2 separate regions of the Homo sapiens genome follow, and region 2 is linked to region 1. A link is a contact called in ENCODE Hi-C or POLR2A ChIA-PET data. All regions are on one chromosome and are shown on one strand. Each heading gives the region's core, a stretch centred on a gene start or an enhancer-like site at or near the end of the contact. The rest is flanking DNA. Distances are from core to core; before and after follow the strand shown. Region 1 holds the start of ZNF57 (zinc finger protein 57). Region 2 overlaps CELF5 (CUGBP Elav-like family member 5).

Evidence for each region. A loop is a pair of places that touch in the nucleus more often than their neighbours do. ChIA-PET counts read pairs that join two places held with the same protein, here RNA polymerase II (POLR2A). Pooled maps may share reads with other maps.
Region 2: a pooled map shows a loop between it and region 1 (5-fold over the local background). The contact joins the enhancer-like site here to the promoter of ZNF57 in region 1. A Hi-C loop is called at or near these places in 1 of 168 maps with a recorded cell type or tissue (naive thymus-derived CD4-positive, alpha-beta T cell) and 8 of 50 pooled maps. POLR2A ChIA-PET finds 5 or more read pairs at or near these places in 2 of 52 experiments (OCI-LY7 and WTC11).

What each region holds. Positions count from the first base shown.
Region 1 is chr19:2,898,199-2,902,670 of GRCh38, reverse strand. ZNF57 (zinc finger protein 57) reads right to left here and starts at 1,743. Exons shown (of 4, transcript NM_173480.3): 1 at 1,623-1,743. The coding sequence starts at 1,625. RefSeq lists enhancers at 1,546-1,695, 1,555-2,126 and a silencer at 2,306-2,355.
Region 2 is chr19:3,282,443-3,286,959 of GRCh38, reverse strand. It overlaps CELF5 (CUGBP Elav-like family member 5), which reads right to left. Exons shown (of 13, transcript NM_021938.4): 8 at 4,462-4,517; 9 at 1,996-2,058; 10 at 935-1,018. Among named protein-coding and RNA genes, the nearest start is that of CELF5, 60 kb to the right of the region's middle. Within about 2 kb of position 1,604, at least 10 of the 41 ENCODE cell types and tissues checked have a DNase peak (open chromatin) inside an H3K27ac peak, as active enhancers do.

The DNA.
Region 1 (4,472 bases), core at 494-2,993:
CTCATGTCTAGCTGAACTGAAATGGAACACGATCACACACTGTCGCAAACTCTGCACCTTGTATGGAAGAATAACTATTATTTTTTGTCTGATTGCTTTGGCATTTGAAAAACTACTATTTTTATGAACATTTTAATCCATCTCTAGCTGCTATAAGATGTGGAACTGCGCACACTTTCTCTACAATTCTGGTGGGAGACAGAATATTCCTGAGAGACTTCCTTAGGCCATGCTTAGCCTGTACCCCACGATAAACAGGTGTTATCCTGACGGACCAGAAGGCAGAAAACACACTTGAACATTTTCCTATTGTCACTAAGGAGAAGAAAAAAGCCAAACAGGAGAACAGTACAGTACATTTACTGACACCGGCTGCCCGAATAAAGCTTTCACAGCATTAGTGATACCCTGCAACAAAACCCCCAGGGCAGCTAACTCCCACCGCTGAGGTCGTCCCCCAAACTGCCTCTGACCCCCAGGCCGTCCCTTGCCATCCCCCCAAGCTGTCCCCTGTAAGGTTCTCTGAGCTGGCCGCACCATGGTCAAGCCCCCCGCCCTTGTGATAATGTACTTTGTGATATTCCCCCGCCCTTGTGAATGTACTTTGTACGATACGTCCTCCTCGCCCTTGTGAATGTACCCCGCCCTTGTGACAATACACGCTCGCGCCCTTGTGAAGGTACTTTGTAATATTCCTCCCAGCCCTTGTGACAATACATCCCCCAAGCCCTTGTGAATGTACTTTGAAACATCGTCGCCGCCCTTGAGAATGTACTTTGTAACACCCACCAACTGTCCTCAAAAAAACTGCTCCTAACTCCGATGCCTGTCCCAAACCTATAAGGACTAATGATTGCCGGGCGCGGTGGCTCACGCCTGTAATCCCAGCACTTTGGGAGGCCGAGGCGGGCGGATCACAAGGTCAAGAGATCGAGACCATTCTGGCCAACATGGTGAAACCCTGTCTCTACTAAAAACAAAAATTAGCCGGGCGTGAGGGCGGGCGCCTGTAATCTCAGCTACTCCGGAGGCTGAGGCAGGAGAATCGCTTGAACCCGGGAGGCGGAAGTTGCAGTGAGCCGAGATCACGCCACTGCACTCCAGCCTGGCGACAGAGCGGGACTCCGTCCCAAAAATAAAAAAAATAAAAAAATAAAACCAATAATAATCCCATCACCCTTTGCTGAGTCCTTTCTCAGACTCAGCCCACTTGCACCCAAGTGAGTAAACAGCCTTGTGGCTCACACTAAGCCTGCTCAGGTGACCTCTTATACGGACACGCGTAACATCCCCAACCTGCTGACCGTCCCTTGCCGTCCCCCCAAACTGGTCCCTGACCCCTGACCGCCCCTACCGTCCCCCCAAACTACCTCCAGCCCCCCTCCTGCCCAGGCCTCCCCCTAAGTTACCCCCAAGCTCCTTGCCGCCCCTTCCGTCCCCCCAAACTGCCCCCAGTCCTCCAGCCCGGCCGCTGTGATGGCGTCCCCGGGTCCCAGGTGCTAGTCCTGCGCCGCCCCGCGCGTCCCTCAGCCAATCCCGGCCGCAGACTTCGGCGGACTCTGGTTCCAGCCGGTTCCCGTCGCTCCGACCGTCCCCTGGCTCTGCTCCTGCCTCGCACTCACCATGTCTCCCCTGCTCCTGGGCTCTCCAAGGCGAGCTCTCCGTGGCCTCGCGGCCGGCGCAGCTGAAAGGTACAGGTACTCCCGGGCCGCTCGTGGTAGGCAGGGCACGCGCGGCAGGGAGGACGAAACGTCCCGCCCTCGGGGCCTCGGAGCTCAGGAAGCGGCGCCCTGATTGGACAATCTCTAAGCCCCCGCCCTTTCAACGCTCTGAGCGGACAGCGTTTTGGACACGCCCCCTTCACCCCTGGGGCCTTCGATTGGACACTACTGCAAACCTGCAATCCGCTTCCCGGTGTCCGCCCCGTGCCTTGATTGGACAGTTTTCCGGACCCGCCCCCGGAGCACCTGATTGGAAGATAACTTCCGCGCCGCCCCGCCTCCTGTCGCCCGAGTGACCGGCGCGTAGCCAACGCTAGTGGCTGACCCGCCAGCGGTGGACACTCCCGTTTGCGCGAACTCGCTCTGGCCCGGGGTGAGCCCAACCTCTCCCCGCAGCTCGGCCGCGCCTCCCGCGTCCTTCTCCCGAACGGGCACGAGAAGTCCAGACTCAGTTTCCCCACGGAGCAGCCGGAGTGCTGCGTGGAGGGGAGGGGCGAGCGAGCGGCGTGGGTCGCGTGGGGTGAGCCCTTCGTGGGGCGGGGTCCTCAGCCGTGACGTCACCGCGCTGCCCCGCGTGGGCGCGGACCCCATGGAGGCCCTGCCCCGTGCTGGAGCACGTGCTGTCAGTGTCCTGATTTTTTTTTTTTTTTTTTTTTTTTTTTTTGAGGTGGAGTCTCGCTCTGTCGCCCAGGCTGGAGTGCAGTGGCGCCATCTCGGCTCACTGCAAGCTCCGCCTCCCGGGTTCAGGCCATTCTCCTACCTCAGCCTCCCGAGTAGCTGGGACACAGGCACCCGCCACCACGCCGGCTAATTTTTTTGTATTTTTAGTAGAGACGAGGTTTCACCGTGTTAGCCAGGATGGTCTCGATCTCCTGACCTCGTGATCGGCCCGCCTCGGCCTCCCAAAGTGCTGGGATTACAGGCGTGAGCCACCGCGCACGGCCAGTGTCCTGATTTTTTTACCCAAACGTTTCCCAGCCTCCTGTCCTTCCCACAGGCCCCTGCACTTTGGCTCGCCCCCGACATCTGAGCCTGCACTAAAATAAGGACCAAACCTCGAGTCACCTGATCCCGAAAATGGGCGGACCCCAGGGAGCCCCTATCCTGTCTGGCCTCGCTGGATTTGTTTTTTTGTTGGACATTGTTTTTTGTTTTATTTATTTTTTTATTTTGAGACGGAGTCTCACACTGTCGCCCCGGCTGGAGTGCAGTGGCGTGATCTCGGCTCACTGCAACCTCCGCCTTCAGGGTTAAAGCGATTCTCCTGCCTCAGCCTCCCGAGTAGCTGAGATTACAGGCGCCTGCCACCACGTCCGGCTAATTTTTGTATTTTTAGTAGAGACGGGGGTTTCACTATGTTGGCCAAGCTGGTCTTGAACTCCTGACCTCGTGATCCGCCTGCCTCGGCCTCCCAAAGTGCTGGAATTAGAGGCGTGAGCTACCGCGCCCGGCGGACATTCTTTAGATCAAGAAATCCGGGGCCGGGCATGGTGGCCCAAGCCTGTAATCTCAGCACTTTGGGAGGCCGAGGCGGGTGGATCACGAGGTCAGGAGATCGAGACCATCCTGGCTAACACGGTGAAACCATCTCTACTAAAAATACAAAAAAATTAGCCAGGCGTGGTGGCGGGCACCTGTAGTCCCAGCTACTCGGGAGGCTGAGGCAGGGGAATGGCTGAACCCGGGAGACGGAGCTTGCAGTGAGCCGAGATGGCGCCACTGCACTCCAGCCTGGGCAACAGACGGAGACTCCGTCTCAAAAAAAAAAAAAAAAAACAAAATCCAGGCCAGGCGTGGTGGCTCACACCTATAATCCCAGCACTTTGGGAAGCTGAGGTGGGTGGATCACCTGAGGTCAGGAGTTCAAGACCAGCCTGGCCAACATGGCGAAACCCTGTCTCTACTAAAATACAAAAATTAGCTGGGCCTGGTGGCGCGTGCCTGTAATCCCAGCTACTCAGGAGGCTGAGGCAGGAGAATCGCTTGAACCTGGGAGGCGGAGGTTGCAGTGAGCTGAGATCCTGCCACTGCACTCCAGCCTGGGCAAAAGAATGAGATACTGTCTGAAAAAAAAAATTAAATTTAATTTAAAAATAAAATTAAATAAATAAATTTGGGATAAACCAGTTAACTGTCTCTCAATCTCTCTCTCTTGTTTTTTTTGTGTTTTTTTTTTTTTGAGACAACGTCTTGCTCTGTTGTCCAGGGTAGAATGCAGTGACAAGATCATAGCTCGGCCGGGTGCAGTGGCTCACGCCTGTAATCCCAGCACTTTGGGAGGCCGAGGCGGGTGGATCACGAGGTCAAGAGATCGAGACCATCCTGGCCAACATGGTGAAACCCTGTCTCTACTAAAAATACAAAAATTAGCTGGGCATGGTGGCGAGCGCCTGTAGTCCCAGCTATTCGGGAAGCTGAGGCAGGAGAATGGCTTGAACTAGGGAGGTGGAGGTTGCAGTGAGTTAAGATCGTGCCATTGCACTCCAGCCCTGGTGAAAGAGTGAGACTCCATCTCAAAAAAAAAAACCAAAAAACAAAAAACAAAAAAACCAGCTCACTGTAAACCAGAACCCGTGGACCAGTTAACTCTTTTTATTTTTTGTAGACAGGCTCTACCTATGTTGCCCAGGTTGATTTTGAACTCATGGCCTCCCGCCAGGACCCCAAAATGCTGGGATGACAGGCATGAACCACCGTGCCTGGCCCACTGAACTCAATATGCTTACAGAATGCAAATGCATTTGAATTGAG
Region 2 (4,517 bases), core at 355-2,854, 380 kb before region 1:
GGGTTCATGCCATTCTCCTGCCTCAGCCTCCCGAGTAGCTGGGACCACAGGCGCCCGCCACCACACCCAGCTAATTTTTTCTATTTTTTAGTAGAGACAGGGTTTCCCCGTGTTAGCCAGGATGGTCTCGATCTCCTGACCTTGTGATCCGCCCGCCTCGGCCTCCCAAAGTGCTGGGATTACAGGCGTGAGCCACCGTGCCCGGCCTTTTTTTTTTTTTTTTTTTTTGAGATGGAGTCTTGCTCTCTCACCCAGGCTGGAGTCCAGTGGGGAGATAGTAGCTCACTGAAGCCTTGACCTCCTGGGCTCAGTGATCCTCCTGCTCCAGCCTCCTGAGTAGCTGGGACTACAGGTGCACACCACTACACCTGGCCAATTTTTAATTTTTTTGTAGACATGGGGTCTTGCTAAGCCAGGCTGGTCTTGGACTCCTGGGCTCAAGTGATCCTCCCACCTCGGCCCCCAAAACGCTATGTAATTACAGGCGGGATCTACCGCACATGGCAAGAACTGTATGGATTTGAACCCTGACTGTCAGACTCCAGAATCGAATCCCTCCCTCCTTCGACAGCCTTGGCTTTACTGGGGAGGCCTCATTACCTGATACCTCATCGTGCCATGCCCCAGCCTCAAAAAGGGTTTCCTTTCCAAAAAATCCAGAGAATCACTCTTGGTTCTGGAGAGGGCTGGTAGGAAGTCACTGCTATTCCTACGGGGTCGGGGCGAGCATGGTTCTCTTTTCGGAGGAGGAAACAGAGAGGGAGATTCCCAGGGGTCAGCGGCTGCACCGGGACTCAACTCTGGCCTGTCCAGCCCCCAGGCCGCACTCTCAGCCCCGCGGGTCCCAGAGGCCCGGGCCAGACACGGAGCCTGCAGGTGGACAGGGCGGGCAGAGGGCGGGGCTGGCGCCCAGGGGAGGTTGCGGCCGCCTCACCTTCTCGCTGCTGCTGCTGCAGGAGGGGCGGCGGCTGGGGGACGCTGTGCGCGATGGGCGTGATGGCCGCGGTGGGGTACATGGCTGCGGAGACCGGAGCGAGACACAGGGCGAGGAGGGGCGTGAGGCCACGTGGGCGGCCTGGGCCGCTGGGCGGGGAGGGGGCGGGGCCATAAGAGGGTGGGGCCAAGGCAGGAGTGGGTGTGATCATGGCCTTTGTGGGGAGGGTTTGGGGGCGGGGCCAGGCCAGAGGGCGGGGCCAAGATCACAGACGAAACGGGGAGGGGCTATTGCCTGAGGGGCGGGGCCATGGTGGAGGGCAGGGCCAATACCGAGACGGGGCGGGGAAGGGGGGGTGGGGGCGGACCCCATGGCGTGAGGGGAGGGGTATAGGGGTTGGGCCACAGTAGAGGGCGGGGCCAAGGCTACAGGACAGTCCAGAGTGGGCGGGACCATTGCTTGAGGGGTGGGGTCACAGTGGAGGGCGGGGGCAAGACTGGGATGAAGGGCATGAGTGGGGCGGGGCCGTGACTTGATGGAGGGCTATGTGGGCAGGACCATGAGTTAAGGGGCGGGGCCGCAGCAGAGGGCGGGGTCACAGCCAGGCCTTAAGAAGTAGAGCCAGAGGTAGGGGCGGGGCTTTATCAGAGAGGCGTGGTCAGAGTAAAGGCAGGAAGTGAGGGGCGGGGCTAGGAGCTGCAGGAGGGAGGGTAAGGGGCAGGGCCGAGAGCTGGGGTTGGGTCAGAGCTAGAGACGTGGTCAAGGGGAATTCCCTCTCCCCAACACAGAACATGAGAGGGTAAGGCCATGGGTAAGCGCTGTCCTTAAAGGACAAGGGAAGGTCCTGTTTGCGGGTATAGGTGGTGGTGGGGTGGGACCAGTAACAGGGCCCGGGGTTGAATACAGGACAAGGGGCTAAGGGTGGGCCCTGAGGGGCGGGGCCAGAGGTAGGAGGCGCGGCTAGGCACAGAAGAACGACACGTCCGGGGCGGGCCCTGGGGGCGGGGCCCTAGGCGGGGGCGGGGCCAGGGCCCAGCGCGGGCACGCGGGCTGCCTCCTACCTGTGTACTGCTGGACTCCGGAGAAGGCAGGATGCAGTGTCTCGGCCACAGTCGGGCTCTGAGCTGCGGGCAGACAGAGGGGCTGAGTGGGGCGGGAGCAGCAGAAGTCTTCCATCCACCCCCGATCCTTAAGAGCCGCAAGGACAGCAACAAACACCCCGCCCAGCTTCTCCTCTGTGCTAAACCCTCTGTAGGACCAGGAAGCTGAGGCCGAGGAAGGTGAAGCCACTTGCACAGGGCCACTCAGATAGCAAATGGCAGAAGCTGAACTGGAATCCGGGTTTCTCGGACTCCAGAGAGAGATCACCATCGTCCCCATCTCCCTCTCCCTATCCCGACCCGGTTGCCTCCCAAGGGGGACCCTTCACTCCTCTCTACTCCCTGGATTCACCAGGACTTCAGCCTCCACCTCAAATCACCACCTGCCCCCATCCCCTGCCCCGTCTCCCTCTCCACATGAGTTTCCTCATCAGACACCCTGTAGCTCCCCCATCTAGCTGTAGCCTTCCTGCTACCGCTAGGGAAAGGGGTAGGGGAGGGAAGAAGTTGTCCAGGCCACCAAAGCTGATGATTCTGGGGAAAAATTCAGCCAAACAATTCTGCCCGAATGGAGAGTGTGCTGGAGGGCAGGGGATAGTGGTGGTGACTGTGACTTCAAAGGGGTGGCAGGAAGGAGTTCACTTTGTGGGCAAGAAGCAGTTCTGTATCTTCACTGTGGGAGATCCACAAGTCTGCATCTGTGACAAAATGGCAATTAACCGCCCCTGCACACACACACACACACGTGCACAGAGTGCATACAAAAACTCGTGAAATCAGCTGGGTGTGGTGGCTCACACTTGTGATCCCAACACTTTGGGAGGCCGAGGAAGGAGGATCGCTTGAGCCCAGGAGTTTCGAGACCAGCTTGGGCAACATAGCAAGACCCTCATTTCTTAAAAAATAAAATAAAATCGAAAATTAGCCAAGCATAATGGCACGTGCCTGTAGTCCCAGTGACTTGGGAGGCTGAGGTGAGAGGTGAGAGGATCGCTTCAGCCCAGGAGTTCGAGAGTTCAAGGCTGCAGCGAGCTATGATCACGCCACTGCACTCCAGCCTGGGCGACAGAGTGAGACTCTGTCGCTAAATAAATAAATGGTGAAATTTGAATACCGTCTGGAGTTGAATTAATTGTATGGTGCCAGTGTTAGTTTCCTGGGTTTGACAGTGACCTATGATTAGATAAGCTGCTGGCATCAGGGAAGCTGTGTGAAGGGTACCTGGGACTGCTCTGTGGTATTTTGGTAACTCCCTGTGAACCTCCAATCATTTCAAAATAAAATGTTAAGGCCAGTCACAGTGGCTCACACCTATAATCCCGGCACTTTGGGAGGCCTGCTTGAGCCCAGGAATTTGAGGCCAGCCTGGGCAACACAGCAAGATCCCGTCTGTACAAAAATTTAAAAATTAGCCGGGCGTGATGGCACATGCTTGTAGTCCCAGCTACAAGGAAGGCTGAGGTGGGAGGATTGCTTAAGCCCCAGAGATGGAGGCGGCAGTGAGCTGCGACGACACCACTGCACTCCAGCCTGAGTGACACAGTGAGACACTGTCTCTAAAACTAAATAAATAAAAATAATTAAAAAAATAAAAAGTTAGAAACAAATTCTCCTACATGGTGGAAAGACAGATAACTTACTTCACATAAATTAGATGTTGGAAGATGTTTGCCCTAAAATTGTAGGTGTAGCATAGAGAAAGGAAGGACCTCTGCTTCATGAAAGCAGGTGCAGCCTAAATCAGTGGGTCATTCATTCTGTGTTGAATGGATAAATGAATGAATCCAGGCATTGATATCTCCCCAAATGACACAGATGAATAATTAAGATTTATGGGCTGGGCGCAGTAGGTGAATCACCTGAGGTCAGGAGTTCGAGACCAGCCTGGCCAACATGGTGAAACCCCATCTCTACTAAAACTACAAAAATTAGCCGGGCATGGTGGCATGCGCCTGTAATCCCAGCTACTTGGGAGGCTGAGGCAGGAGAATCACTTGAACCTGGGAAGCGGAGGTTACAGTCAGCCAAGATTGTGCCACTGCAATGCAGCCTGGGCGACAGAGTGAGACCCTGTGTGAAGCCTTTTGCACACAGATTAAATTGTCAATGCAACCCTCTGAGGCTACTGATGTTATCTGCCCCATTTTCCAGATGAGCAAACTGAGGCTCAGGGACGTAAAGAGCCCATCCAGGGTCACTGAACTGGAATTTAAGCTCAGAAACATCCAGATGCACCGTTTTAATGTGTTATTACCCTGCCACGGCCTCCCTTCCTGTGTCCACAGCTCTTATCTGCTCAGCGGAGACACCCTTTTTCCTGCCCTTCTGTTCCCTGGGCACTGTGATGTAGGGACTCATACTTGTTCCAGAAACACCATCTTTATTCCCCACCACTCTCCTAGGCCCCAGAGGACGACCCCAATTTACCTGGGTAGGGCACAAGGCCATTGGCATAGACGGTTTCCAGGGCAGGGTGCCCACCT